2 separate regions of the Mus musculus genome follow, and region 1 is linked to region 2. Evidence: chromatin loops called from intact Hi-C (ENCODE). Cell type or tissue: left cerebral cortex. All regions are shown on one strand. Links, peaks and the distances in the headings refer to the core of each region. The heading gives the core; the rest is flanking DNA.

Region 1 (16,073 bases), core at 3,631-8,630, 200 kb after region 2:
TGTCTGCTTCTAGCATTACATGAACATACACACACACACACACACACACAGAGAGAGAGAGAGAGAGAGAGAGAGAGTCATTAAATGAGCCAGTCATGAGCAACAGAGTCTTCTCTTGGTAGGTTGTCACAAGACACTGATGCTAGAGAACTTGCATGTTAGCCTAGAAGCATCTCATGAGTTTATGGGAGAACACACAAGAAGAAGGAATTCACTCATGTGCGAAGGTATACAAGAATGGATTTCATGAGTTACTGAGCCCCAAACTACCCCACTGTACCTTTATCAAGCAGAGGGGGGCCACCTTCAGTATGGACAGGAGATACCTCATCAATTACAATGTGACAAATGGGAACTTGCCTTGAATGCTCACTTGCTGAACCAGGTGTGAATTCCTCAAACCATGTCGGCTTCCTTACATGTAAGGTGTTAAAATGAGCAGTTGTCTGAGCATTGAACACTCAGAAGGGCTTGTATTGTGGGTTAAGAACATAAAAGTGGGATCTGAGGTAAGAAATAGCTCTTATGTTACTCCTTTGAGAACATACTGATAATGGGATGGCTGGCCCCTTAGGAGGAAGATGCTGTTTTAGGCCCTTTCTCCACCTTCATTACTCTGTATGGGGAAAACACAGCTATTTTAAGAAGTTGATTCTGAATACATTCTGAGGATCTTTCCTTCAGAAGGATGTCTATGTTGATGTGTGTACTGAAGGTGCCCTCATCTCTCTGCTCAAGGAAGGTCCAGTGGGTTGTTTGGAGTTCCATTGCTCCTGGAATCCTCTCTTGCATACATACCTTTAGCACCATAAGTGAATCCTTTCATTCTGTGCTTTTCCCTCATGAGAAGAGAGGTAGGGTGTCCTCAATTATGGAAGAGCAGAGAATATTTTGAGCTGAGCACAAACAAGCAAGTGAGATTATATGCATATTCACCTCGCTCGGTTCTTGATTGTTGAGTGGATGTAACTAATGTTTTGACATTCTTACCTTAGACTTACACAGAGGGACTGTAGCCTGGAATTGTACACTAAAGTAAAACCCATCCTCCCTTAAGTTGCTTTGTGTTGGGATATTTTATCACAGCGACAGAAATGAAACCAGAACAGCTAGACAGCCTTGCCAGGCAGTGGTGGCTATGAATGGATAGATGTTTAAAGACAGAAGCTCCAGTCTAGGAGTTTGACCATTCTCCATAAGCTGTTCATTTCAAAGTGACAACCTTAGATGCCGTGCCCTCTATCCTGAAGTAAATGACTTGCCTTGACCCTGAAGATTAAGATATCCAGGATATATCTTCCCACAGCCCATAAAATCAAGAAATGTCTAGGGTGAATGGGATGTGGGTATGTATGAAGAGGAAATGGAGAAGTGGTGGACCGATTGGTCTTAAACTCTGAAACAATATATAAGCAATGTGCAAGAGAATTCCCTAAAGTACCAATTTTTGCCCTTGTCACTCCCTTAGTGTGTCTGCATGGTGTAACCTCGTGCATCTTTGACAGGATGCTGGGGACTGTATCTCCCTAAAGGAACAAGTTACCATTTCACATTGAAGATCCTGACAGGGGGGTTGGCAAATCAAGAGTCATCATACTTCAAACTCTCAAGATGGGGGAACAAATGGCTCATGTTTCATGTGTGCTGCAGGACACAGCAGCATCTCATTGCCTGGACATATCTTGAAATTAGTGTTTATGTCTTGAATGCAGGGTTCTGGAGAGAGATGCAAAATGCCTTCAGAGTTCATGACCTTAAGGAGTCTAAGAAAGTTGGGAGTCTGATCTTTGCAGTCAGGAAACTCTTTGGTTCTAGCCTGCCTCTCCTCCTAGGCACCTGTGCTTACCTGTTGATCTCATCTCAACTCCAAAAGGAGACATTATCTCTTAACCAGTCTGTGAGGACAATGAGAATCACATAGGAAGAGAGTATGAAAAGGTAGAATACATGAAGCAGGCACCATGCAGGGAAAGGTCTTGAGGCCACATATCTCACAGCAGGCTCAGCAACTGTCAAGCATCCCCTAAGGTGCAAGGCCACAGCCTTACAGGAGCCCCCCAGGCATCCTTCTGAAGGGCTTGAGGGAGTATGCAAGGTAACTTGCCAATAGCTAAATGGCCTCATCAGTATCTGCTTCTCCTTCTGCAGCTCAAGGCTTTAGACAATTCAGGAGGAACATAGGGAGGGAGGAGAGAAAATATCTCTCAAGAGTATCTTGTAAGAATACAATAACAAAAATAGAGTCTTACATGAAAGGAAGGCAAAAAAGAAAGAGAGAGAGAGAGAGAGACATCGAGCCATGACAGACAACATCCGCTCTCATTTCGGTTTCCTGGAAGCGGAGTGTGGTTGGACAGATGGGTGCTCTATCGTTTCTCTAGAAGAAACGATAAGATGTAAATATGCATGGCCATCTTCAGAAGGGCAGGGTGAAGAAGGGTGTCTGTGCCCGGTGGTGGCTTCTAGGCTTGTGGCAAGCTTTCTTCTTTGGTCTGTCACCCCACCTGCTGAGGTCTACAGCAACAGCTCTCAGGGGCCCACGGGCTCTCTCATCTCCCAGAAATGGGTCATCAGGAGGGTCTGGCATCTCCCTTCCATGTTGGCACATTTTTCTCTGGAGAGGCTTCTATATCTTTCTCAAGATTAACCAAAGATCCTATGACCATGGTCATCATCTCGTGGGATCTTCCACCCTGATATCCATGGAGCTCCAGGGCATTGTCTGGTCTCATTGTTTCATGTCTGCATTACTCTGGATTCTTGCAGAACTTTCTCACATATCAATAAATACTTAGACTGAAAGGCATGGGCAGTAACCAGCAGGCCTGTGTCACACTAGGAAATGAAGATGGCTTACCTGGCTCACAGATCCACACATGCCAGGTAGAGAGTAGAGAGACCCCTTTGCACCTGAGGTTAAATAGTCTGTGACTTTCTTACCTACTGCTCTTGTCCTTAAAGAGAAGACGAGTACAGGACCCTAATTGGGTAGTAGAAGGATTCGAGTCTAAGACATTTGAGGACTGAAGAAGAGAAAGAACCAGGGGAGATAGAAGTCATTGCTCCTCGGTCTTGCTAATCACCAAAAGGGTTGGCACATGATTAGGTTATTGGAGATAAAAATATATTTTAGTTAATTCTGAATTTCTAGTGCCAAATTGGTATGTTGAGAGCAGAAGGATGCTCAGCTATCTGCGGTACCGGTAAGCAACTGAAGGTATGGAAAAAGATAGAGATACACAAGGAATGAGAGGCCTGGCTTCCAGATGTCTACCATGGATTCTTTTAGTGTTTTCAGGTGAACTTTTGCTCTTTGCAGAAATGGCCAACTGCAGCCAAAGGGTGAGAGTGAATTTTACCAGATGGCTTGTGGTCATGAATATCAAAGTCTGTTGACTAAGGAATTTCCACTATGCAAGGCTGTATAACAGAGGTGACCATGCCTTTTCATGAGAGTGCAACAGCTAAGCAAGCCCTCTGGGCTGTTAGTAGACACATGTTCTGTGCTTTAATTCAGCAGGCTATTCCTAAGCCAGTCATAGACCCTGAATGTCCAAACTCAAGCATGTTCCTCAGAGTATTAGAGACCACTCTGAGATTCCAACTCCAGCAAGCAAATACTGAATGAGATGGACTTGTCTTAACTAGGAGCTCTCCGAAGCATGGGGAGATGTTGCAGTGAGAGTGGTAGCCCAGGTTCCTGATGAAACAGGAGTTGCAGGAAAGGTGAGGTGCATGTTGGGAGTGTGGTGTTAGCCTGGGTCTGACCCATGTGTCCAACGGGAATCCCGGATGAACCTGTTGTTTTCAAACAAATAGAAGGGTCTGGTTTGTGTACTTAGCAGGCATTTGTTTTTAAAACTCACATACACAGTTTGCGACACATCACAGTGATGGAGTATTCACCTAAAATGGGCAAAACCTTGGGTTTTATCTTTAGTCTTACTCATAAACATAAGTTAAAACCAAATAAAATCCATTTATTTTTATGACCAACCTAGGTTGTATGGTATGGGATACATTTCTGGAAAGGGAAGATCAGTTGAGAATCCTGTATGGTTTAGAAGTGAAACCTACAGTATTTGAGTTAGCTGCCTGGGAGAAGATCTTTCCCCGAGGTACCAACCAGACGCCAAGTCCACCTGAAGTAACTTCAGGGGGAAGTCACCATAGGGTGAGGCACATCCCTTTAAGCTCTTTAATGTGGGGCGTAAGGTACCAGATGCAGGTAAGCAGAGCTGAAATTCATTCCACAACAAAGCACAAAGCTTGCCAGGTGGTAGGTCTGCCACCTATCAGCTCTGAGGTACTGGAGTCTGGAGGTAACATGCTCATGTTTGCGTATAGCTTGCCTAGTGAGAGCATGCTCCAGCTCTCTTTCTTAGCGTCTTCCTTCCTTATCCGTTTGCTCCCCAGATAACCTCAAAGAGAAAGTAGAAGCTCTGGTCTATGAGAGACCAAAGGTGGGACCTAGACAAGATGATTCCCTTCAAATAGGATTCTCAGAGAGTGAACCATCTCTAAAGAGAACATCCTGCAGGACGCTGTAAAGAGACGCTTGCAAAGCGGGTGTCAGTTGGTAAGCTCACCTCATCTGAGACAGAGAGAAACCCCTCCCTAAACCCCACACAGGTTGTTCAGTAGACACGTTTATTGTCACTGCAATAAAGGGCACCAAGGCCCCTCCCTTCTTCTTCATTCATCACCTGCTAGTGGGTGCTACCAGAGGGGCTTACGACCAACTGGTGTTCATTCTACAGACAATGAACAACAAACATATCTCTGCTTTGGCTAAGATCATACATTATTTGTTTTTAAATGTTCTGATGAGTTGGAAAACTGATTTTAGAATCCTGGCTTACTCTCAACCATCATGTCTGAGTTGATGGAGTTTAAAATATCTTTGGTCCTTCAACAAAAATACTGTATCTTATTTTAATTATAGAGTGCTAATGGAATACCTACTGTGTACATTCTAATTATATGATATTTATGAAATATCTACATGTGCATTTTAATATTTATGAAACATTTACTGTGTGTATTCTAATTATACGCTATTTATAAAACACCTACTATGTGCATTTTAATTACACAATATTTACGAAACACCTACTGTGTGCTGCCAGTTTTGCTGGGAACTGCGAAAGACTGAGTCATTCCTTGTTCCACCTAAGAAAAGTCAGAGGCTGGGGGCCTATGACGATCAGAGCATGTCTTCAAGTGTTGAATCAAAACAAAGAAAGGGGAAAGGGGGGAGGGGGAATGAACGTGGTGACCATGAAGGCAGAGAGCTAATGATCCTGGGAAGGAGGTGCTGCAAGAGTCCCAGGAAGAATCCACACTAAAGAAAGTAAGGCTGAGATTTTCAAATGCAGGCACTTTTAGTTGTCCTCCTGCATGTGCTGGCATTAGCACTAGATATGTTGGTATCTATGTAGATACGTTGGTATTCTATGGCTAGGAAGATCTGTGTGATGTCTCCTTCCTGCTCTGGCAGTGTTCCGAGCCCTTCCTAATGTGGGTGAGAGTGCCAGCACCATATTGAGGGACTTCAGCAGACCCGCAACAGCAGTATGGATGCTTTGAGCTGCAGGGAAGTCAGCATGGCCGTTTGGACCACGCTGGTTGGATCCACCCACTCTTCACTGGCTTGCTACCCACTGCACTTCTGGAAGGAGAAAGAGAAGAAAATGTTGCAGGCACCCACACTTCCAAAAGGAAGAAACATGTCAGTTGTGCCCACTCATGTCATCCCTGCTTAGTGACAGGCAGAAGGATGCCTACTTGGAGTGGCCGAAGCTCCAGAAGGCAAGGCGTGCCTGAGCTGCCCACATTCAAGAACAGCGTGGGAGTTGGTCACTGGCACAGAAGGCTGAGGGAAGGAGAGGTCCAATGGCAGAAGTGACACTATGACTCTGTCCACTTTTCCTTTTAGATGGAGAGGCCCTGGAGCCCAGGGATAGCTAAGGCTTAATCATCTATCTAGCACCAGGAGACCCAAAGCTTTGTCACGCAGCAGGATTTAATAGCGATGAAGAACAGCAAAGGCTGTGGCATGCTGCATTGAACTTGACTCTCAACGGATGCAGGGATGCACTCAGAATGGGAAAGGGATTTTATTTTAGAACACCTTTGGTTCAATGGCATTGACTCATATGCACTATCAAAGCTCTAATGAATGTCAGAATGCATCAAAGGGCCTGGAGAGGCTCAGTAGTAAAAGCACTTGCCACACAAGCCCGATGACCTCAGTCTGGATCCGAGGGAACCACGTTTGCAAGTCTGGATATAATGGTGTGTATTTGTAACCCCAGGACTCCAACAGCAAGATGGTGTGGAGAAAGGGGATGCATGAAAAGCTCATGGGCTGGATAACTTGGACCATGTGATGAAGCGGTATAAGTCAGAGAAATCCTGCACCAGAACAAGAAGCGACTCCTAAAAGTTGTCCCCTGACCTCCACATATGTGTCATGGTATGCACATGTGCTATGGCACATGTACTTGCACATATCAGTATAGTATATACTCACATATACCATATATACATACCGCACACTCAAAGGCATACATACTACTCACACATGTATCATATATACATCACACACACATAAATGCATACACACTTAATAAACATACCTACACACCAAAAATATGTATACTTCTCTCATGCACACAAATCACATGCACACATACAGATTCTATAACATGCCACAACCACACATACACATATATCACATAAACACACAGCCACATATCAATATAATATACACATGCCATACACATATACATATCATAGACATACTGAATACACACCTCTCAGACGCATGAATATTATGTTCACATATCGCATCATACATCATATACATACCACACTTGCACACACATTCTACATATAATGTACACGCACACAAATATATCAAAGAAGGCAAATAAGCAAATAAAGGAAGTGTCAGGTCTAATTCCATGGCAGTCATATGAGCATGGGCTAGGAACTCCCATTTAATAATGAGGCAGACAGACACACCTCCTACTTCAAACACAGAGATGCTCTATATGGACCCACAAAGCCAGCATGGCAGGGTTGCAGTGTCCAGCCAAGGCTGGTAAAGGTTTCTAAGTCCCCAAACAAGCAGAAGTATCTATGTTCATATGGGGTTCATGGGGGGGGTACATTCAAATCTAGAGTATCATCGTAATTAGATTCAGGCCTCCTTGTTATGACATTGGCTATGGACCATGTTAACTGGGGCAGGACTGTGTTTACAGGGATGGTGTAGAATCCCTAGGGAAGTCCTTTGTCAGTAGGATCTCCTGTCCCATAGCTTTCCCTGGATGGTGAGCCTCGCATACCTGCTGAGTGCCCATCAGATAGAAGAGAAGAGTCCTATCCTTGTAATCTAATGCAGAACTGTATGCTGCCACCTTTGCTACTTATCTGGCAAGTGACAGAGAGTCTGTCCATCCCATGGGAAGCAGTTTCTGCCATAGAGTTGTGGATCTTCACCTCCTGGAAACTCAACCACCAAGATCAAATCAAGGAAACCATCATTTGTCACTCAGAATCAGACAACAGCCCTGAAAAGCTGCTTACAGACTCAGATTGATCCGAGGGCAATGGATCCCAGCCTTGGAAACCCCTGGCCTTCAGGGGTGGGATTGAAGCCTGGTGGACACAGCTCCACATTTCCAGACTCCTGACTATAATGTGAGAAGCACTACTCTAAGAATCTGATTGGGTGGGGGAGCTTAAATGATTCAGAGACAAAAGAAGCAGTGGTGTGGCTCCTTCCCCATTTGTCACCTGTGCCAGTTGTTAGGAAACACCCCAACACTCTAGCTTTCATCTAAGAGCTGCCCAGGCTGAGAGATTTTGAAAATGGCTAACTGCACAGCAGCCTTTTCTAGAACTGAAGTGGTGTGGCTGTAGACCCTGATTCTATGACACCCATTCACTCAGCACAAACCTGTCAAACCTCTACAAACCACACTGCAGACAACTGTAATTCTGGATGAAATGGGTCCAATTTGCTCTCTTGAAGAAAAGTGGGCCAGCTAGATGGCAGAATCAGAGGGACACTAAGAACTCTCCAAGAAGAGAGAGGTGGAATATTCCAACCAAGGAAAGGACATGCAGTTTTGTTTTTGTCTTGGAAGCATCAACAAATATTCTTTAGGGTAGACGATCAGGCAAAAGTTTTCAATTTCAGACAAACTTTAGTTTGAAACAAGGAGAAGGAGAGTTACCATGGAGACCGAGGTTGTGGTGAAACTGAGCTTTGAACATGAGCCTGCACAGCGACATCTCTAGGTTTAGTTGACCTGAAGGGCTATGCAGCACACTGACCCTGCCTGGCAGCAGTGGTCTGTGTGTCCAGGTCCTCAGCAAAAGCCCTAGTGGGTTTTCTGCAAAAGAGTAACATGTTCAGTTGACCCCATGAGAAGATAAATCTGACTATGGAGTCAGGGATGCTGATGGAGCCAGTCTGGAGACAAGTCCTACGTCTGACTATGGAGTCAGGGATGCTGATGGAGTCAGTCCAGGGACAAGTCCAGCAGAAGCAAAGCTCTGACAAGAGTACCAGGTGGATCAAGCCCACTCCCAATCCCCTGACACCCAGCTAAAGAGATGTCGGTGTGACTATGTATTATTGTTTTCTGACATCCCATATGTTGAGACTGTCCCCTCCTCCTGGTTAGAAGGAAGTGGGTGTTAGGATCCAGAGTGAGCTGTTTCCTTTGACCCAATGACTCACACTCTACTTCTCAGACTAACTCTTCCAGTTCCCAGTAGATAGCCACAGGCATCAGTCGGATACCGAGGATCAGAACCTGAGCCTTGAAGTTACACAGAAGGCATTGACCTGCTCGTCAATACCTACAGATTCCTGTCCAGGGCTCAGTTTCCCGTCTAATGCAAGGAGGAGGAGTATCTGCAGCTTGTGGCCTTGGTGACGCATCACCTGGGTGCCCTTAACCCCGAGACTGGAGGGCAATAGACTCTCATCTGTCATGGATGTCCTCTATCACCTCGCTGCAATCCTGAAGGCCCAGGCTTTTAGAAAGTCCACAGTCGATAACTTATTTGGCTGTCACAACTAGCCTGACCTGAACTTACTAGGCAGCAAAAATTGACCCAGACTGACACCGGGCTATTTATAGCCCGTGTTTATTTCACTTCATGCACATGTTCATACATTTTCTGTAGAAATATCACTGTGCCTGATTGCAAGGCATGGCCCCAGGTCCCACTGGGGGTGTTAAATAATACTAATGCATGCAACTGCTTACATTCTAAACGGGAAGCCTTCTGAATGCCAAAGGCCATGTGGCCTTGAGGTTTCTCTTACAGAGTCGTGGATTCGTTCACATGGGATAAAGCTCGCTCTGTTTTGAGGAGTGGCTGGTGGCTTCCTCACTCAGATAAAAAGGAGTTCAGGGCTAGAGAGGTAGCTCTGTTGGTAGACTATGCACCCACTATGTATAATGTACCTACTATGTGTAAACCTTCTGGTCCAGCCACCAGTACCTTAGGCATAAAGCAGATATAGAGGCGCAAAATTGTAAACCAGCACTTGGTGAGCAGAAGCTTAGCCACACAGGGAGTTCAAAACCAGCCTGAAACACATGAGATGCTGTCTCAAATGGTAGCAATAATTGTAATGTTATTAACAACTAGTCAGATGTTTTTAATCCATCAGGTGCATAGGAAGAGAAGGAATTTGGATCTGCAGAAGGGCAGGGTGCCCAGCTCCCTCTCGCCACCTAAGGAGACCCCACCCCCAAAGCTTATTTCCTGTGTTTACCTCCCATTTGCAGGCTGTGAAGAGAGGGCAGGGTGTGTGTGATCATCCCTCCTCTCAAAGATGAGAGAAACTGAGGCTCAGAGTGTCCCAGTGACTTGCCAGAGACATCCCCTCAGCTGGAGAAGAACAGATACCCATGTGGTTGGAATGCCAGAAGCTAGGCTCTGGGCCCAAAGCCTTGTTTCTTTGGGTTATGTGTTGAGTGCATTTTTTTGAGCACACAGGAAGTGCTCAGTAAACGCACTTGCAGTTGGACTATTTCTTTTTACATTTCCCCATCCAGCCCTCATCTCCTCCATCACCAGGAGGGAGGTAAGGTGAGCCAAACTGAAACCACAGACAACGCTGTTAAAGTGGTGTGTATCAGAAACACGGCATGGTAGAAATGTGCTGTCTGTCTGTCCTTCACTCAGTCTGATTGATTAAGCAATACGAGGTTCTCTGAAATGTCCTCCCTTCAGATAAATAACCAAGGCGTTAGGCTGAATCTGACTTGTAAGTTGTGATGTAATGGGAAAACACCTCCCGTGAAACCGGCAGGGTGAAGGCCAGCAGAGGTTTCTGGATCACAGAGGAAGGGCTTCATTCAGGGACCATTTCATCCCCCGCTCCTCTGAGCCCCACTGTGGGCCCTCACGCCGGGGCATTTCAGAAGCTCTGTGTGTTCATTCCTGGAATCTTCTTGCCTTTCATCTCGTTTGCTGTGTACAGTAGCTCGCCTGTCCCCATCCTTCCGAGAATGTCTCAAGCCCTGCCTTGACTGTAAAGCCCTGGGTCCTTCTCATACCTCTCTCCTACCTCTTTCTCTGTGTCCAGGAGCTGTAGTCAGAGTCATGGTACCAATGACCTGGGCATGGGAAGCCCCGAGCTCTGGTTCTCTCTCTTCTTTCTTCAAGGGTGCTATCACATGGAAACTTTGTCTTTAACTCTTAGTTCTTCATAGATGCAAACAGTCAGTTTCGTCTGCCCGATGCTGTTCTCCTATGAGGAAGCATGGGTACCACATTATCTGAGGAAGGCAGAGCACTCTGTGTGAGGTGTGTGGAGCCCCGCAGCTATCATCTGCTCTATGGCTTTCCATTTTTTACTTCCTAGCTCTTGATTGTTTGATGGTCGAGTGTCCTTTTGAGACCATATGGCACCAGAGTCTCCTTTCTCGCCTTGAGACACACACACACAAGGAGTTATGCCTTTCTTACTGTTATCGAGGGTCAGTGATTTTTCAGAGTCCCCCCTTCTTCCAGTTCGGGCTTTTCAGTGTGGCCTTTTGGGCAACTGCTGCTGTATACCTGAGGGTTAGCTTGAATGTATATTCCAAGCTTTGTGTGTACATTGAAGCAAGATAGGTGGGAAGGAAGGGCAGCCACCCTAACCTCATAGTCTGATGGTTTTGGGGCTCAAACCTGGGGTCAGGTTGTGATTAGGCTACTTATCAGAGCTTTATGGGTTTCCAATAAACAGATGGATGGGTGGTAGAGAGCACTGAGGTGGACAGTCAGATCTGGGGTGACCTAAGACTTAGATAAGAGACAAAAATTGTCAACATAGGCTCATGGTTGGTCCTAAATGTCCAAGCCCTGCAAAGGTCAAGACCCTTCTAAAAAGACCTCACACAAGCCTAGCTTTTAGGATGGACTTTGTCCCTTTCAGGCTGCCCAGGAAGGGTCAGAGATGGGGACTTTTGTCTGTGAGGACATTCTCTTTCCTTGCGAGTCACTGGCCTTCTAACATCCTATATGTGATTTCTGAGTGCCTGACAGGCACAAATTACTTTTAGTGAATTCATAGAGCGTGAACAGAACTCCAGCACTCTTCTCCTGGTGGGACTTTCCACGGGTTGACCCGAGCAGGTTTCTATAAAGAAGTGACAACTTGCCTGGAGGCCCTTATCCCCCGACTGGTAGGGACAAAGCTGCAAAGTGCTATATCATCTTCCTCTCCCCTCCTCAGCCTCCCCACCCCACCTCAGGGAGGGCGCTTACTGCTGGGCCTGGCGCCAGAGGAACTGGTGGTTGCTTTTGTGGTCACCCAGCAGTTTTATGAAGGCCCTTGAGGTACTTCAAGTACCAGGTGGCCCCAGTGTGGTTAAACTGTCTGGGGGCCGAACTCTGTCAGTGGCCACCTGAGAAGCGCAGGGGCCTGAGGGTGAGAGCTGTTCAGTTGGCTGTGGTGATAATTACATAACACAGGGAAGGCACAAATGGCCATTGTCAAGTGCACACTCACGTATGATAAACGAGCGCATTCCCAGTCTTCTGGGGCATTTGATGGGCACGACCTGGTTTGCAGAAACTATTCCTTTGTGGAAGTCACACCAACCCCCTGGGTACGTTGTTTTCCAGAGTTGCCCAGATGTAGAAGCTGGCTGTCCAGGGTTCACCTGTCATGGAGCCTTTGGTGAGCTGTGTGAGAGTGTTCTTCATCACAGACCCCATGAGCCAAGAGTACTTTTGTTATGTGGGCAGTGACACCGGCAGCCCTGAGTCCAGTAGGGGACAGTCTTTCTGGGCCCTTAAGCTCTCAAGCAGGCGTGAGGCAGAGAGTTATCTGCCTCTTGGTCTTCCTAGCTGATGTGCCATAGAGTGTGTCTCAGGCTGTAGTCAGATTGCAGAGTCGCTCAGATCCCTTCTCAAAGTACTTGGAAGCTTCAAGAAGACGTTTCAATACGATCTTCTCCTGCTTTCAATCCTTTGATCTTCCTTCTAGAATGGCCTTTCTCAATCTTCCTAATAACCTTTTCATAACCCTTAAATAGATTTTCTCATTTCCTGATGCCACTCCAACCATCAAATTATGTCATTGTTACTAATCTTGCTAGTTATGAACGTTAATGTACATGGATGGCATGCAGGTCTTCTGATATGCAACCCCTATTGAAGGGTCCTTCCATCCCCCACTAAAGGGTAGGGACTTTTAGTTTGAGACTGTTATAAAAGCATTGATCATAGTCTGGCATAGACCAGCAACCAGGAAGACATACAATTAAGGACATATGTGTGCATACGTCACATGTATACACAAGCACCTGCATGCCTATATTTGCATACAAACACACACGTATACACATGCATGCACATCAACACAAAAACACAGACACAGACATACCTTCCACCCTGAAAGTCAAACACACCCCCTCCTCCATGGAGGAGATCTTTGGTGGGGAAATGCAAAGCAGTTTGTTCAAGGAACATTCCATAGGTGCCCAACACCACGTTTGGCTCTTTGTAAATAATATGCCTTCCTTGAGGCTCCCAGAAAGTTCCCTTCACTAAAAGCTCTTGTTAAAGCTCCTGTCCTAGTGTGGATGTACTTATCATCTTGATTATCTCTTTAGGCTATACACTACCCTCAGTGCAAGAGCCCCCTGACCCCCAACTGTCAATCATTGCAGGGCTACACATTAAGTCAGTCAACAAATGTGTGTGGAGTTTCTAGTCGGTACTTTGTATATAGTGTTATAGCGCTCTCAGGCTAAGTACAGACTCAAGGATCTGATTATAAGTGAATGAATGAATGAATGAATGAATGAGTGACAAACTAGGGAGAGATAAACAGTGGATTCACTGAATTGGAGGCCCTCGACATAGCCCTCAGAGAAGAGGTTGTCTGTGAGCTTGGCACGGAAAGTTAGAACAATTGAGGTGGTCAAGTGTAATGGCTGAAGGCAGAGTCCTGCTTCCCATGAGGGGTCATGTGCACAGAGCTGAGTCTGACTCCTCAGACTTCACATGTCACAGCATTAATTCCTCATGAGGCAGCATGGGGAAGTGGGGCCTGGTGGGAGGTGTCTTAGTCATGGAGCAGAGTTAACCAACGGAGTAGTACTTTTCTGTATATTTATAGCCCACATCCCCTGTTGACATAAAGTCCCTTTTCTCAACTCCACACATGTCCACTCACTTCTAGTTTCTGTTGTCAGTTGAGAGAACATGAGGCCCTCACCAGAGGTGGCTACCCAGTTTTGAATTTTTTACCCTCTAAAAACAAGTTATCCCATGTCCTGTATACTGTTATAGCAGTGAACATGAGGTAAGACCTTCCTCGGTCATAGCGAACAGCTTCATTCGTTCACCCCTCTACATCAGTATTTACAACCATGAGCTAAGAATTTAAAGTCCACATCTCATGGGGGTTATTTAAGCATTAAATAAGCTCATGTATGTAGATACTCAAGTTTATGTTAGAAGGACCCTAAAATCTAGCAGTCTGGCAAGTATTTGGAAATTGTACAAGTACATAAATATATTTATAGCTAAAATAAAACCTCAAGCCAAACAATAGGAGAGAGACAAGGTTGACCCAACTTCACCCTTCAGGGTTCCAACTCTCTTCTGTCCTCTGTAGAAGACTCATGGCAACTTCTTACCAGATGCCCACGTTGGAGGCTGGAGAGCTTAACCCTCCCCTAGTCATCTGGTCTCCATGGTCAGGCCCTTTCCTCCTCTGCCCTCCTCTTCCCTATGGGGTTTAGTCACTTCAGTGCTAATAGCCAGAGCCACAAACTCCCTAGTCTCAAGAGCTTGAGGTAATCCAGCCCACCAATTAGGTGAAATTAAAGCCAGGTAATTTGAACCCATCTGCTGGGCACCTGACCACAAACCACCTCTTAGCTAACCCTGAGTAGGATCTGATTACTCCCCCAGCGCCTGCCCTGCTTCATTACCACGGCCATGGGAAAGGAGGAAACCGAAGGGTTACTGGGGTCTTCAGTTAGTGCTTTGTCGTTAGCATGGTTATTACCCAAGTTGCCTCTCCTGGGACAGCTGGAGACAGTGGGGACCAGAGGTTCCCAGGGCTCAACAGATGGATGAAGGTTTCCTCAGACAGGCCAGCAAGGACCCGGGCTCACCTGGCAAGGTGGGTGGATTCCAAGAGGCCAAGCTAAGGACTCATGGTCCCACCTCAGCTGTTTAACAGATGGCTCTTAGGGACAATTATGGTATCCAAGCCTGAAAGCTGGCATCAGGTGAGCCCAGGTGTGCCAAGAGGATACATACTTTAGACTGTGGGAAGAGTTTTAAACATTAAAGTCAAGGTTGTTGATGATACAGCAGACCTCTCCCAGTGGGATTTTGTGAGCATTAGAACAGACTCTTTTTTTCTAGAACGTAAAGTCGTCTACACTGAGTTAGCTGGGGTACAGCCCAGCAAGCTGAACACTTGGTGCACCAGCGTGGGGACCTGGGTTAAGACGTCCAGCACCCACATACAAAGCTGAGCTGTAATCTTCGCACTGAGTGTGAGGGAACAGGAGGAGGCCAAGTCCAGCTGACCACTGAGTCTGGCTGAATAGGAGCTTCAGCTTCAGTGAGATATCCTGTCTCAAAAAATAAGGTTGAGTAAGACTGAGGGAGACACCTGCCATTGACTTCGTCTCTATGTGCACATATACTTGTGTGTGTGCTCACACATATGGACACACACATGAACACACATGCATATATAGAGTGTGTTGGCACACATGTCTCCACTGAGAGTGAGTGGGGCCCTGGCATTCCAGAAGTTAGTGCAGAAGATTCCACTATGAGAGGTCAAAGACCTCCAGGCTTACCAAGCCCTTTGGTGGCTTTCCTGTATCCCTATATTTTCCCCTCTGAGAGTGACAGTGAGCTCATCATAGATTGAAGATAGAAGCACTCTAGAGTCCTGCTCTGCTCTCTAAAGGAGAGATCACCTCTGTAGAGGGCAATACACCCAACACAGGAGTGAGGAGACACACAGGGTGTTGAGGTAATGGGATACCCTGGTCACTTTCCCAATTGCTAGGTCATAATACTGACAAGAGCAACTTAGAAGGAAGGAAGGAAGGAAGGAAGGAAGGAAGGAAGGAAGGAAGGAGGGAGGGAGGGAGGGAGGGAGGGAGGGCTTATTCTGGCTCACAGGTCAAGGTTTAATCGGGACAGGGAAGTTACCTAGTCACTGCAGCAAGAGAGTGAGGCAGCTAGTTCCATTGTGTCTAGAGTCAGGAGGCAGAGAGAGATCAATGCCAGTTTGTAGTTCATCCCCCCTCATCTCCCTCCCTCCCCCCAAGTCTGGTGATGAAGACCATGGAAGGATGCTTTGTGGTGGGTCTTTCCACTTCAATTTACCTAACCTAGAAACTCCCTCACAGATATGTTTAGAGGCTTGGTTGCCAATAAAGATTAACTATCCGTGAGGGTAACAGGACTTAAGCCCCTCCCATTTTGATGTGTCTCCCCAGGGGGTCCAGCAGCTCTGCAGCCAGTGGCATCCCTTTTCTTGGTGGCAGAGTTGTCTCAAGATC
Region 2 (16,073 bases), core at 4,128-9,127:
CTCTGGTAGTCATTCTTCCTCTCTCTTTTTCACACATCCACGCACATGTGCTCTTGCGCACGCGCATGTGTGTGTGTGTGTGTGTGTGTGTGTGTGTGTGTGTGTGTGTGTGTGTGTGTGTAAGTGTGCAGTGCACCATAACATACTTGTGGTAGTTAGAAAATGACTTGCAGAAGAAATCCATTCCCATCTTTTGGGCTATGGATTCTCATCATGGTCATCAGATTCGGTGACCAGCACATCTACCTGCTGAGCCATCTCACATCTCACTGGCTCTCTTTCACTCTTTCATTTTATGAGAGAGAGAGAAAGTGGGGGGGGGGAGGCTGAGAGAGGGCAAGGGAGGGAGAGAGAACAAAACAAAACAAAACAAAAAAGTAAAAACAGGATTCCATGGTTACTTTTAGAAGCTCTAAAATGATTTCAATCGCAGTCACAGTTTGGATCAAAACCAGCACACGTTCACCTCTTTTTGGTTTGTTTTGGTTTTGGTTTTGGTTTTGGTTTTTTGATTTTTTTTGTTTTTGTTTTTGTTTTTTTGTTTTGTTTTGTTTTGTTTTTTGGTTTTTTGGTTTTTTTTTTTTTGAGACAGGATTTCTCTGTGTAGCTCTGGCTGTCCTGGAACTCACTCTGTAGACCAGGCTGGCCTTGAACTCAGAAATCTGCCTGCCTCTACCTCCCAAGTGCTGGTATTAAAGGCATGCGCCACCACGCCCAGTGTACATTCACCTTTTACATTCTCAGTTTGGAATACTTCCTGTGTTAAAAGCTAGGTTCTCCCTTTTGTACAAGCCATGTCAGGCTCACGGAGTCAAAGGGGGTAGCAGCACAGAGTCTCTCTCTGAGGCCACCCCTCGCAGGGAAGCTCAGGGTTTCAGGGCTGCAGAGAGTTTCTCTCCAAGGCTGCCCTCACAGCTCTGCTGGCTGTCACTTGTGGCTCCCTGTCAACTTTTGCCTATGGTCTCTGTTTATCTATCTCAGACAAATGGAAATCCATGTGTAATGGACTGATCTTCATTCCAACTGTAAGGAATCGTATATTTTTAATATACTCCAATTTTCCATTGGTTGATATTTACTGTACACAGTGCTGGCTTTCATAAAGTCAACCTTCAAGGCTAGCCCACGCTTTGACAACATTCTCTCCTCAGAGCCTCCTCCCTTTATTCCATTTCCCAACCCCCAAACTCCCTTTCTGTTTTTATGTCATGACCCATATTACATACAGTCATAGAGCATTCTGGTGCTTGTTAGGCATATTGAGTACATCTCGAGCAGCCTACACTAACACGTGGTGAGACATTTTCAACTGGTCATACCCAAGGGAGAAGAGAATGTGTTTCCTTCCCTTCTTTGCATCTGTAGAAGTTTGGAGGAGGGGTTGCTGGCAGGTAAGGAGTATACAGAGGAGACATTCGTGCCTTTTAGCCAAGGTAGACTAAGAAAAGGCACCACGTGGTTGAGTATCCACTTTGCCAGTGGGTGGATCTGCCCGCCTCTGGAGAGATTCTTACTGGCTCTCTATTTTTTTTTTTTAATTTTTAAGGAGTATCGCCCTTGAGCCAGACCCCTTGCTTACACACGGTAAGGTCAGACGATACACCAGACCTGCCTGGAGATCTCTGGAGAGTGTCTCAGATGGACGATGAGTAGGAAGCAGATAAGAGAAAGCCACAGCTAGACCCGGCCTTTGGTTGTCACTCCCTTGCTGAGTGGCCTTGAGCCATGTCCCAACTCTCCCTGCTCCCCATTCCTCAGCTACTATGTGACTAGGAGGCTGTGAGGAGCCATGCTAGGCTAGTAGGACACTCTACTGACTGGCTGCATACTTTAGGCTCCTCCTGGAGAGTGGATGTAGAAAAAAAAATGAGGTTGTTGGCATTTTCTCCACTCAACGCTAGAACTAGATTCTAATCCTGAACTTTTCCCTGGGTTCTCTCATACGTGTTTGCTGAAGTGCCAATTTTCCTAATCTGGTGATATCGTCATCACGTCTACCAAGAGGTTGCCTACTTAATATGGTTTCCCTAACCCAGCAACCTGATATCTTTCTAGGTGAATGAAGCACTGTAATGTAAAAAGATCATCTGCCCATATTATAACAGGTAGCAGGTAAATGAGCTAGAAGTAAGGTACTAGACAATCAAACGCCAACACCTGTATTGTATACACTGCTCCAGGCCAGCGCCTACGCTGTCTCTGTACTGCACTATAGCACATAGCAAGGAAATGAGCCAGGATAAGGTCCCAGCCAGCTGAAGGCCAACAGCCATGCTGTGGACACCGCTCCAGGCTGGCCTCCACCCTGTGTCTCTTCAGATTAGCAAGAGGATGGGGGAGCTGCTCACAGAGCATCAGCAGAGCAGACTAAAGGGGTTTATACACACAGCCACTCAGCGCTCTATTCTCTCTCAGCAGCCATGGGTTACTATGTGCTTGGTCCTAAAGATGATGTTAGGGCTACCCAATGGGAAACTCTCAACCTATTTCATAGTATGTCATGACCCCAGAGAGTGAAAGTCTCACAGGCAACATCCACTGCGTGGTAGGATGAGAGTCAGCTCGATGACACTCACTATGCGGCCATTCCCCCACTTCCTCTCTCCCCAGACTCGAGTGCTTTTCCATCTCTCGAGTCTCTGTTTCTACAAGGCTTGAACTTCCGTGTCTCCTCTTTTGCTCCTTTTATTTCCTGATAGCCATCTCTGCCTCCCAGTACCCCTAAGATTTATTTGAGCCCTTCTGCCAAAAGCTGTTCTTTTTTTTTCTCTCCTGAAAGTCTTATGAGGCATAATAATCCTCATTGCCTGAAACACACACACCACTGTTTTAATCCTAAGGTTTCTTCATAGCTTAACCTTGGCTTATATCTGTGGCTCTACTTACATTCTGTTTCTCCTAGCAAAGTAACCAGCTTATGGTAGGCAGTTGGCCAGCATCTTTTGACATGCTCTGGAAAGTTCACGACAGAACCGGGAAGGGGCATTGACACTGGTTATAGGTAGTGTTGCAGCATCCAGGGAGTCCGGATTCTCATCTATGGACTAGCCGATGCTCCGAGAGGGGCCAGAGCATCTTGATATGGAAGTCAGATGGAAGAGAGCTTTTAGGCTTGTGGGTGAGCCAGGGAAAGTGGCAGTGGACTAGAAATGATGGAGTCATGAATGTGACCTCTTCATGCTAGTAGATCTCCCACAGATGTTGAGGGGAACCCCTTAGAGAGGAGTCAACCCCCTCCTCTGTCTAAATAGTCAGATAACTGTACATTCTGCTGTGTGACAAGAATGGGGTAGATTCACTCACCCTCTTGTGTTGACTGTTGTGTCTGCTTTGTCTGAAAGAGTGAAACCACCTCATTCAGGTTGGTTTGGCTTGGGTTTGATTTAAATCAGACCCAGTCTTTGCTTCTGGTGAGATCTACAGGTTTCTACTTCAGCTCAGACCCTGGAAGCTTGTTCTACTTAAACTCTAGCAGAAGAAAGGCCTAGGCCAAATCTGTTGCTTGGAGATTCTGGGAGATGAGGGCTAAGGATATGTACACAGATTCTACTTGAAGGTGAGTCTCTTCCCCAGAAATGATCCTTATTGGCAAACCTACAGCACTATGCAGGAGCAATTTTGTGCCCATTTTCTAGCAAACTTCTTGCAATCCCAACATGTGGAAGGACACATACATACACACACACACACACACACACACACACACACACACACACACAAGCGCTCGAGCGCCAGAGTGTTTATGCCAGAGAAAAAGTAGGTTGCTAGCTTGAGGCAGTTGAGCTATTTGTCTAGGGACTTAATTTTATTCTCCAAATAATCCTGACTTGGGTTATTCTTCTACCACAAAGTGCAATATCCAGGAAAGTCTACAAAGCATACAGCACCCATCCCAGCACGTGATGCCATTGGACAGTGTGGGTACTGTGCTATTCTGATGGCTCTCTCCGTCCTCCTCACCACCATCACTCTTCCCATCACCAGCACCAACATGTTAGATCATTACCTTCATTAACATCATCATCATCATCACCAAACTCACCACCATCACCATCTCATTATTCTTACTACCATCTTTATAACCACCATCACAACCACTACCACCACTGTCATGGTCATTATCATCACTTCTACCACTATCATCACCGCCGCTATTACAATCTGATACCATGTTCATCATCGCTACCATCATCATCACCACCGTCACCACCATTGACCCCATTGCAGTCACTACCGTCACCACTGTCACCACTATCATCATCTGAGCTTACCAAGAGAACCTTCCCTAGTAAGAGAAAAGTCAGCTAATATTCTCGAAGACAAACAGGTTGCTAAGGTAACTGAAAGCTGAAGCCTATCCCAGGTAGAAGGAAAGGTTGTATGCAAAGACTCAGAAGTCTGTATAAATGAGCTGGGTTATTTTTAGGCGTCAGCGATGGTTGAAATGACTATGTCTACACTTACTGGAGCAAAAGGTGTTGGCATACAGATCTTTTAAAGAGCTGAGGTGTCAAATGATAGATGGCGGTCAAGCCCTAGGAGATCTTGAATGGCACACTGGAAAGCAGAAATAATTAGAGGCCTCTGACAACATGAAGCTCAGAACGGCCATCGGTGTGGGGAAAAAAAAAACCCAGTCAGGGAACAGATCGGAGCTCTCACGCCTAGAAAGACTGGACGAAGCAGGAAGCAAAGTGGGGATTAGTACTTAAAAAACCAGTTAACATCAGTGAATACAAGGTGGCTAGGACTATTTCAAATAATTATAAAGATAGATTTCTTCCCTACTAGGCTTCTGATAAAAGGTCTCCTTGCTTCCTAAGTGCATAATCTAATTCAGCCGTTGCAATTCGGCTTTATATTTGGGGAGCCATTTACATAGCTGTGGACGTGACCCTCTGTGAGGGAATAGGTTCAAGATGGTGGGCTCTCCGTTCATGGTCTCATTTCACTGACCACGAGTTGACAGGACGGCAGAAACCTGCCCACAGAGGAGAATCCCTCCCAGCAACCGTTGCTAGTGTAAGTCACAAGCCCTTAGTTGACCAGGTAGGTCAGATGTTCCGGAGGGGGGAGAAGAGGAAGAGGAGGGCTATGGAGCTGGAAGGGGATGGACAGGAGGAGAGGGGTGTGAAAAACAGAAAAGTAAATGTATAACTTCTCCTTTCCTTTGGATACTAATGTCCCTGGTTCTATTTTTTTTTAATTTATAACTTTTAATATATGCTTCAAGTGTTCAAGAGAGCTTCTAGTGTGTAACATGAAAGACTCTTGGGGGGAAAATAAAACTGTTTTTAGTTTAGAGAGCTTTAGAGTTGATGCCAGGAACATAGAGATGAAACACACTGTCCCTGCCTCGGGGAGTCACCCGTCCATCCCAGGACACAGGCACGGACATGCTAGATCACAGGAGTCGTGATGACAGACACAGGAAACCAGGGCAGAGGAGCCCATCTGCCTGGGAGAGCAAGATGGGGGCTTTCGTGGGAGGCGAGAGAAACCCTACAGCCCACAGTGGTGGGAATTCGCTTACCATATGCTGACCATATTTTCTGAATCAAAAATCAAGAAACATGATCTGACAGAGAGTCTGACAATGGGGCAGAATGTTTGAGAGCGTAGCTGTGGCCACCATACTGGGCCATCCAGATGCAAAGAGCAGGCAGAGTTTGAACCACGGAATAACCAAAGCCAGGGTTCCTGTAGACTGTTCCCACAAATGCTCAACTGCCTGTGTCAGAACCGCAGTCCCCAGTCTTATCTAGCTGCCTGGCCAATAGCAAGGACACTGGCTGCCTCAGCATGAGGCTGGTTGGCACTCTTACCTCAGTGGCTGGTTTGGGCACAAAACAAAAAAACACATGAATTGGGAGACACTCAGACACAGGCTTTGTCCTTCTGAATGCCACTTAGTAGATTCGAGCCAAACACTAGAGGCCCCACACTGGATGGTCTTGGGCTCAGACCCTGCAGGGTACTGACAAAGTTCTCATATTGGGTATAAGAAAGACAGAAGAAGATGCTAGAAGACCAATCAGCAATACTAAAATGTCCCAAGGACTCCGTCTGTCCGTGGAGTCTGTGGCTAACCTACATTAATGATGGAGCAGGAAGAAAAAACAAAAAAGCACGCACAAGGTTGAGCGTGTGCCTCCGCTGGGCACTCGGGAAAGAGTTCACTTCGGGTGGACAAGTAGGAAGAGAGAATCCCTCGGAGCTGGAAGCAAAGCCTCCCACCCACGCACTCACGCACGGGGTTGGAGCAGGCACCCAACTGCCAGCAAGGCCCGCAAGCTCTCACTTCTGCTCTCTGACTCAGGAAGGGGCTGTGCTCCAGGAACCTGTGCTGCCAAGAAACACAGAGAGCCTTCGCAGCCAAGAAAATGTAAGGCGCCCGCCCAGCATGGGAGAAGGGCAGGGGAAGAGAAGTGGCTTTTTCTCTGCGGCTGACAAGAAGGAGCCCAGAGCTCCCGGATGAGAAGGCATGGCAGGCCTCCTCCTTCCCCTGATGTGGGTGTGGGCTGGAGAGATGACAAACTGAAAAGCATCAGTAGTGTGGCCTGAGTTTTGGCTCACATGTCTCCTCTACTGGAATTCTAGAACAATCCCACCCCTGGGATCCGGAGCTGTCTCTGGCCACGTGGTCGGTGCCGGAGGCCGGCCACCCACTTTCCCTTCCTTTCTACGCTCTTTTCTCTCCTTCTCTCCCTTTTCTTTCCACCCCCTCCCTCTCTTACTCTCCCTCTCCCCACCTTGTCTCTTTTCTTCCCTTCCCTGCCCCTCCCATCCCTCTTTCTTTGCTCCCCTTCTCTCCCCCCCTTTTTTTTCTTTCTAGCTGATACACAAAACTGGAAGAGACAAAATATGACATATGAATGGCTCTTTCTCAAGATGCTTGTAGGATCTACGAGGCTCACACACTACAGCCCCTTCTCAAGTAAATGTCCATTCACATGTCCGCTGCCCACGTGTCTCCGTGTCCACCTTCCATGGTGTCCTCCCGGGTGGGAGTGGATGATGTTCTAGTTGAGTCTTTCCTGACTGCCTGTGGTTGGTGACTGCTGGGATCTGGACCTTGCCATAAAGCTTTCACCATCCCTGGAGCTGTCTTGTACTTCAGGCGTGGCAAGGGTGACTGGACTCTGAGGGAGGAGTTCTCCAGCTCGAGCTGAGGGTTTGTGAGGCAAAAGCATAGACAGCTGAAGATTTTCCATCAATTGGGGAGCTCCTGAGCAGCCTGGGGGGGGGGGGCAGAGAAAGTCCCATGACAGCAGTGGAGCCAATAAAGGCCTGAGTTGGGAAGGATGGTGCTAGTTGCTGTCTATTTAGATGACTGAGAGAGGAAGCAGGAAGGAGAGGGAGGGGAGGAGAGGGGAGGGGAGGGGAAGGGGAGGGGAGGGAAAGAGGAGGGGAGGGGAAGAGGAGGGGAGGGGAAGGGGAAGAAGAGGGGAGGGGAAGGGGGGAAGGAGAGTCCCGACTGATCCTGGCATGCAGCTGATGTTGCTAGCTTCCCCCATATACTTGGGCTAGAGGCCCTTCTTAAGATTTGGGACTTTGACCTTAAAATCACGGACTTCAGTGAAACAAAATTGAAAGATCACAGCTACAGCCATACGAGAGTTGATTTGTGTGGTAGACAGACCAGCCACCCCAAGACACCCAAGTTCTAACCTGTGGACCTAACAAATATGTGAACTCCCAGAGGAAAAGGAGTTTGCAGACTGAAACCAAGGATTCGGAGATGGGAGATGATCTTGGGTCTCCCAGATGGCACCCATGTCATTGTCAGCGAGGTCCTTGAAGGAGAATGAGAGAGGAGGTCAAAGTCAGAGAGACAGGTGACCACAGGATGCAGAGGTCAAGCTCAGACTGATGCTCCTGATGGAAAGGCCTATGAGTCAGACAAGGCAGAAAATTCTAGAACTTCAAGAGGTGAGCAGGCTGTCCTCTAGACCCTCTTTGAAGAGTATGTTGCTCCATAAGTCCCACCTAGGACTCTGGACGCTTAGGAAGATGTGCTAGCGGGCTTTCCTGTTACTGCAGTAAAACACCAACCAAAAGCAACTCGGGGAGGAAAGGGTTTCTTTGGCTTAGACTTTACGCTACAGTCCATCACTGAGGGAAGTCAGGGCGAGAATCCTAGCAGGAAGAAAGGCAGAAATCATGGAGGAACACCTAGCTTGCTCAGCCTGCTTTCTCATACAACCTAGGACCAAGGTTGGCGCCTCCTACATTGATCTGGGCTCTCCCATTTCAATCAGCCATCACGAAAATGCCCCATGGACATGCCCATGGAACAGTCTGATGGAAGAAATTTATCAGTTGAGATTTCCTCTTTTTGATGACTCTCATTTGTATCAAGTTGACAAAGACTAACCAGAACAGAGAATAGATGCGCACTGATTCACACTTCCCCCAAAATTCCACAGTCACTTTGACAACATCAGTGGGACCCGAATTCATTCCATTTCTCAAAAGAGTCCTGCAAGGGAGGGGCTCAGGTTTCCTGGATGCCATGTGCTTGCCATTGTACAGACCAGGGACATCCCAAGAGCTCTTAATTACAGAGGAACTCAACATGGGACAGAGCTGAAGAATTCTGAAATGCAGCCCCCACATTGCCTGCCTAGAAATAGCCAGAGGGGAAACTGGGACTCCTGATACATCAGGACACATCTGTCTGCAGTCCTGGTGCTATTCGCTTGCTTCAGCTCTCTGGACTCTGGATCTTATTAATTTGCGATGAACTAAACCACGTGGATATTTCAGCACAAACTTTCAACCTTTCTAAATATTCTTAAATGATCATGAAGTCCTAACATATCTGTGGCTAAATGAGCATGTGTTTCTGGGGGGGGGTGACAACACCCCCTCAAAGGAGCCCAAATTATTTCTTGTGGGGTTGAGCTTTCCTTTTCGAGACTGACAGCACACGTATACAGATGGTGCATATGCAGGACACTGCACATCTGTGAAATTAGTGTTCTGTGGGGTGGTGATTAGGAAAAAATGCCCAAAGTCTCACTCATGGGTAAGGAAGAGTTTGTGAATCGCGTGTTAGGGAAGGCACGCCAGGATAAGTGGCTAAGGTATTTCTGATGGTAAGTGTTGGAAATGAGTGATCGTAGGAACTTTCTGCCATCAGCCTGTCTTAGATACAATGTTATACTTTCACAAGACTATGTATATGTCTGTGTCACTAGGACTTCATCAACTCGTTGTCTGGGGCAGACAGGATTCACCTTGCTTGTTGCTGCTATTTAATTAGACAGAGACAGAAATGAGGCTCATATAAACAGGCAAATATACTCACCCCTATAATCAACAGTAGCAGGGGACTGAGATATCACAATCTGCTTTAGCCCCTTCTATACACTGGCACACTATTTGCATATAGTCTATCCTCATCTCCTGTATTGTCTAAGTCATCTCATCTGCTTACCCTCCCTGACTCTGCTATATCCAGAGGAGATGGCCTCCCCTACTTACTCCTGTCTGGAATCCTACCACATATGCACTTGGATATGTGCTTCCCTCATCTCCTGGGGGCTTCTGAAGACAGCGCAGCTGACACACAGGACTGTCCATCAGTACTTCTCAGAGCCAAGAAGCAGAACCACGGCCACACAAGGCAAAGATGTTCAGTCTGAGGGACAGCTTGCCTATACTTCCCGTCGATCAGACCCAGAGCATTTTCCACAGGGAGCCTCCTCGTGTGGAAGCCTGTTTTTTTCCAGTCAAGCCAGCGAAGACAAAGGCAAATTCCTACCCACAGTCACCTCTTACACCGAATATCCCCATCAGTAAGTTACCAAGCCCAGCCTACATTCAGAGGAGGGAATCACAGTGGAAGGCGCATGCCCAGAGTGAGGTACAGCTGGGGACCACAAGGAAGGTTTAGTAAAAGACACTGGCAACATCAAAACGGACTCTCACTTGTCTATAGATGGAGGAAGGGCAAGAAGCAAGGATGAGAATATGGACAATGAGAGGTGATGTTGAGCTTTCTGGAAGTGGCTTCTGAGAGCGTGAACACTGGGTAACACTGACACTTACGGCAGGAAGTGATATGTGGAATCAGGCTAAGCTGACACAAGGGACCCTCTTCCCCAGCACCATTTGAAGCCAGGGTACGCACATGACAAGATCTCATCGCTCCTCTTACACAAAGTCCTAACAGGCAAGGCCCACATATAGATCCAGGGTCACCTGCCTCAGAACTCCACCCATTCAGGGGTCATTACCATCTGTTTCTCAGTACCTATGCGGGTATTGCAAAGGGACCTTGGATGACCATCAGTCAGCCTGCACTTGAGGCTCCTCTCTCTGTATGCCCAGGCCCCGTGTCAGAAGAACCCCTCCGTTTTTTTTTTCAGAAGTCAAGCGGCTGATTAGGTTAAGCCACCTCCACCTGAGCACACAGCCCCCCCGCCCCCACCCCCAAGCCCCAGAGATGATTGCTGTCTGTGTTCACAGGTGGGCTTTTAGCAAACTGAGTAATGAGATCTCATCTCTAAATCCCTTTCCTCTAGAGACTCACCAGGGGGAATCAGCTGGTCTGCCAAGAGACCCTGTGGCCTGTGTTTTGAAACTGGTACTGAAATTCTCTGGTCCTTGCTTTGTTTTTCCACTGCAGTCCCCCCCCATTCCCACCCCACCCAACCCCCACATGGAGACAACGACTCACTAACCTATCTTTCTCGTGTCCTTGAAGAATTGGCTGTCATGGGCTACCCTTTCTCTATGGCTTTGTCAGATACCAAATAGTGCCTACCAAAAGTCCAAATGTAACTGGGAAGCCGCGTTCCTACAGTGGTCTTTTGTATTCATTCAAAGCCATTTACATTACACACTCTGCCCCTCCCCCCTCCCCCCTCCATCCTTCCGTGTACACAGTGTCTTGGCTGTGGCCTTTAGGGCTCTTTTGTGAGGGGATTATAGGTGACAGAGCCACAACTTCTGCTTCAGGGACCATTGCCCTCTCCCAGGTGGACACCCCAGCTCCACACACACACATTGGGGTAGAAATAGATGCTCCCTGGAGATAGCATCTCTGAATTGCAGGAAGAGAGAAAGAGACTCTGAGGGAGATAATATGGCGGTCGAGGGGCTTGCCTTTCTACATTTTATTTGTAGGGTTTTTAATGACTCTATAACAATGATCCTTTTTATTTGTGCAATTTCAAACTGCAATGACTACTTCCAAATGAACTTTCAAAGCGGGTTACCCACAGTTTGTGGCAAATTTGTAGTTCTATGGAAGGAGGGGGAGGCCACAGAGGGCAGCATGTGCATGCACTAATAAGTAAATAAGCACAGTTCTGAGGGTCTCTCCTAGAAGAGGCAGTGATGCTGGCGGTAGAGGTAACTGTGGTCTTTTAGCATTGGGATACACCATGAACAGGTTCTTCTGTGTTGTTTCTTGCTCGGGGCAAGTGGCTTCATCCACTCAGAGTTGCCACTGTTAGCAGGCTGGCCCTTCCTTTAGCATGGATTCATTGCCTCTTTTACACGCAACACTTTTTTAACATGAAAAATCTGGTCTTGCAACCTCCCCAGGCTGTCCCTTGTGTAAGGCTGCCGGAAGCTAAAAAGAGCCAAGGACACCACTTTTCACAGCAACAGCAGATAAGATCACACCCACTGTGGATAGGTGACAGCCTCTGATAGGCTTGGGGTGTCAGTTTCTTGAGTCATGTGTAGCATTTGGCCCAGTAACAGCAACCTTTGCTCGATATCCCAGTTTCTGGGCAAGGCAGAGTGGTAGGTGGTCAACGTGTCTCTCATCTCTCTGCTGCAAGGCTGTGACTGATCGTTCCCTTTCTGTACATGAGAGGACAGGTTCTGGTGGTGATGTCATGTGTTAAAGCCTTCTACTGAGTCAGGAGCCTGAATCAGAAATGTCTAGTACTTAAGTGTTTCTTTCTCACAAACTGTATGACATTACTTTGTTTTTCTGAGTATTTGAAAATCCCCTTTGAGTGCTTTCCTTAAAAGTTTATTTCAGCAAGAAGGCAGCTATCTGTCCCTCCAGATCATTTTCTGGTGCTGCAAGCGACAGGAAAGGGCCTCTGGGAACAAAGATGCTTGGGCACAGGTGACAAGGGCCCAGGTGAGAAGAAAGGGCAGAAGGTGACTCTTCTAATGGAGTCTTACCATCAGTCCACAGGAACCTCGGGGGCCTGGGGCCTTGGTACGGTTAGCTAGGCTAAAAGAGCATGTTCGATCATCCCAGGAGGCAGGCACTTAGCCTGGACAATTAGACCACATAGACTGACCATATTTTGTGCTAAAACCAAGGGAATTCCTAGTGCAGCTTGCCCTGGCTTCCCCAGTATCCCCAGGAGAAAGAACTGCAGTATGAACAAGCCTGTCCACTTGTGGGACCAGTGGGGGCTCCTCGGGGTTCCATCCAAAGACTCGGTGCTCATAGAGGCCCAGAACAAGTACACCAAGCAATTCACAAATTATCCAAGATTCCATGACAACAGTTACGATGTATTTAGAGAAATAAAGAGCAGAGTCATGAAGTAGCAGAAATAATCAACTCTTGGTGTACAGAGGTAGGGGAAGAAGCAAGCTCTGACCACTCTTGCATGTGCAGAATGGGTGCGACCTGCGGAGTAGACAGGCCTGAAGTTGCCAAGGATTGAGCAGAACAGGGACATCAGCGAGAGTGTCAAGCAAAGGGCTTTCAGACTCAGTGCTGTGAGGTTTGAAATTTAAATCTAACTAAGTTGTCAACCTCTTCACTAATCCACTGATACTAGTTCCTCACCTTCTGACATCTGACTGGAGGTCTCTCACAGGAAAGCTCCTGTCAATCTGCTATGGCCCCGTATAGCCCTCAGTTACCAGATGGGAGTCACTCCTTTCCCGAAGGCTCTGTGTGGCTCCCAGGACACCTTGTCAGGTGCTGCTGTGGTGTGTGTGTGTGTGTGTGTGTGTGTGTGTGTGTGTGTGTGTGTGTGTGTGACAACCCAGGTCAGCTAGAATGCTGGGGCCAAAGCTTCTACTGGGATGAGTCCCACTCCTCAGCAGATCTTGAGTTCCACAGTCACACTCATAGCACGCACCATCTACAGCTTGGCCACCATTGCTGTTGCCTGACTGTAGAATGACTAGATATCCTGCTTTGGGGAAAACACACAGACAAACAAAAATGATAAAATTAAAAGCCACGGGACATTTAAAAATTTGACATTCTCTTGATGTAACTTCAGTATCTTCAGTTTTTAATAACATAGATTAGACATTCATAACATATGTTTTATGTGTGCATATATGTATAAGTGTGTGTGTGAGAGAGAGAGAAACAGAGAGAGAGAGAGAGAGAGAGAGAGAGAGAGAGAGAGAGAGGCCAAGGTGAATCTGACCTACTTTTAAGGTTTACCGAAAGCTCTAGAGTTCTGACCAGTTTCTCCTCCACAACATACATAAAGAGATTAAGAAGCCAAGATAGGAGGAGCTGGGCTGAGCCTGGGAGGTCACAAAAGAGGTGTTTGATCCCAAACTTTCAATCTCATGCTCATTTTGGTATGTTGAACCCTGTTTATTTCAGTATGATCTTAATTAAAAAGAGGATGCTACTGTACAGATCTGCAACAACCAGGCAGCGTGAACTCCCACTGCCACACAGAAGGGCAGAGACCTGGGGCTGAGTGAGGACAATTCCCTTGGGTCTGATTGCAAAGTGAATGAAGGCTGTTGTCTTGGTGATTCAAGTCCCAGGAGCCCTTGTCCACTCCCTTCACTAATAAGTGAAGGTCTGGGCTAGGAAGATGGCTCCGTGGGTACAGTGTTTGACTTGTAGGTATGAAGACCAGAGTTTGATCCTGTGGAATACATGTAATAAAGCCAGACATGGTTGCACATGTTTGCAACCCCAGTGCTAAGGAGGTAGGGCCATGAGGTTTGCTGGTCAGCCATGCTAAGGGAATTGGCAACCTCGGGTCTTGTCTCAGAAACACAAGAATGCTACTGGAGACTGACCTCTGACCTCTACACATGAGTACATACATGTATACTCAAACTCAGGCATGTGTCCCCACACATAGCAAAACTCATACACATGCACATGCGCACAAGTACACGTACATAGACAGACACACACACACATACAGACACACACACAGACACACACACACACACACACACACACAGACACATCCAGAAGTCTAATCATGCTCACAGGTTTGAGTTTCTCTCAAGTCCCAGTCCAGGCTGCTTCATGAGAGCCAATTAAGAAGGAAAGATACAAACATGTCCTACAGTGTTTTAAATCGAAAGGTCTTACCTAGAACAGAGTTCTCTCATGGAAGCCGCAGTACTGCTGGGGATACAATGCTTTCAGGTGGAAACCTGGAAAGAAAACTTAAGAAAAAGGCTGCAGGCAGGAACTTGGCACTTGAGTTTCAGGGTCTTTTCCCAGCCTGGCAGAGCAATTGGGTGTGAGTCCAGATGACACTCGTGTCCCCTGCACAAGTGCACACTCGGAAAGTGTGTCCCCGTGCCTTCCTGGGGAAACCAAAGGGCCCTGAGTACCTGAGTGGAAGGTGACCTTGATTGGCTGTGTAACTGGGGTCTGTACCTGGGCACAGTCTTGGGGACTGGGCTGTGTGTTACGAAAGGGATGCGTCCAGACTGGGAGGCCCTTAGCCAAGGATCCTAACAGAGTTAGAGGGGAGCAGGATTGTCTTTCATGGACAGATACGTATTTACTCCAATGTATAGCAGAGGGGACAGGAGAGATAACGAAGGGCCGAGAAGACCAAACACCTTCGGGATTTGCTCTCCCTGGTGCAAGGGTCTAGGATTGCAAAAATTCAGAATGAACACAATTAGAAAACCCAGCTTGTCTGGCAGGAAGGCTTTTATTTTTATTTTTTTATTTATTTAATTTTTTAGGTATTTTTTATTAGGTATTTTCTTCATTTACAATTCATCAGAAGACCTCAGATTTGAGGAATGATCCAATGTCTGGTCTTAGAAACTGTCAAAAATGTGTTGGGAAGAGAGTAGCCATGTGGGGGAATGAGAGCTTAGAAGACCTGCTGGGCTCTATTCCCCTGGTGTTCACAGTATGCTCGGAACAAGAAAAGGCTCTGCACATGGAAATCTAGCACACATTCTCTAAGCAGAGCCTTGGGGACAGAGAAGTGGGGTCCCTGGGTGTCTTAGACCCCTTAGAGGACATAGAGCATCTCTTCTGAAGAAGACCGACCTGAGCCTAGAGAAGAAAGAGGCATATTTCTGCAGCTGTGATCTTAAGGATAATCAAGAACTGGGAACAAAAGCAATCAGAGTTATAGTAGAGAAATAAAGAGATGGTCCCTGGGATTGGTGACATGGACTAGCAGGTAAAGGCACTTGCTGCCAAGCATGGAGACTTGAGTTTTGTCCTTGGAAACTGGTGGAGGAACAGAATAGCCCCTGCAGGTTGTTTAAGCTCTGTGCACATGCATGGATACACACATGCAAGATAAAGTAAATAGATAGATCATGTTAACACTTTTAAGGTGCTAAAAAAGTGATGTCACCTTCTGAAGCTAATAATGTCTAAAAAAAACTGTTAAAATTTTGTTCAAGAAATCCCATATTTCCACTTTCAAGCTCTTTTTAAAAAAGATTTATTTGTTTATGCATATTTATATGTGTGAGCACGCTGTCTTCATGCATACAAGAAGAGGGTATCAGATCTTATTACAAACAGTTGTGAGTCGCCATGTGGTTGCTGGGAATTGAATTTGGGACCTCTGGAAGAACAGCCAGTGCTCTTAACTGCTGAACCATCTCACCAGCCCGCCATATTATCTTTATAACTTTGGGAATTTGGTAGCAGATAAGGAAGGGTATTCTAGGAAAATATACCTTGTTCAGACATCTTAAGATTGAGTAGGAGCTAAAGAAGACCAGGAGGTAAGAGTATATGTGAAAGAAGAGACCTCAAAAGAGTAGAGCCCAGTGCAAGGAAAGCAATTCTAACAAGGCCTAAAGTTGTAGGCACAGAAACCTCAGACCCAAGCCACAATCCTTGTGCACTGTGCAAAGGCTTTCAAACGTGGCTGCCCCAT

What was found. A loop is a pair of places that touch in the nucleus more often than their neighbours do. Peaks named below come from ENCODE experiments on the same cell type or tissue, not always from the same donor. Only the 100,000 strongest peaks of a DNase experiment are listed, where the experiment ranks them.
Region 1: it touches region 2 in a loop (7-fold over the local background); 2 of 42 quality-filtered maps call a loop at or near these places.

The regions. Positions count from the first base shown.
Region 1 is chr12:107,136,816-107,152,888 of GRCm38, forward strand. No RefSeq gene overlaps it. Among named protein-coding and RNA genes, the nearest start is that of Gm52008, 34 kb to the left of the region's middle. In left cerebral cortex, for the core only: no CTCF peak of the experiment used is centred there; a DNase peak (open chromatin) is centred at 5,638.
Region 2 is chr12:106,933,217-106,949,289 of GRCm38, forward strand. No RefSeq gene overlaps it. Among named protein-coding and RNA genes, the nearest start is that of Gm16087, 15 kb to the right of the region's middle. In left cerebral cortex, for the core only: no CTCF peak of the experiment used is centred there; a DNase peak (open chromatin) is centred at 6,358.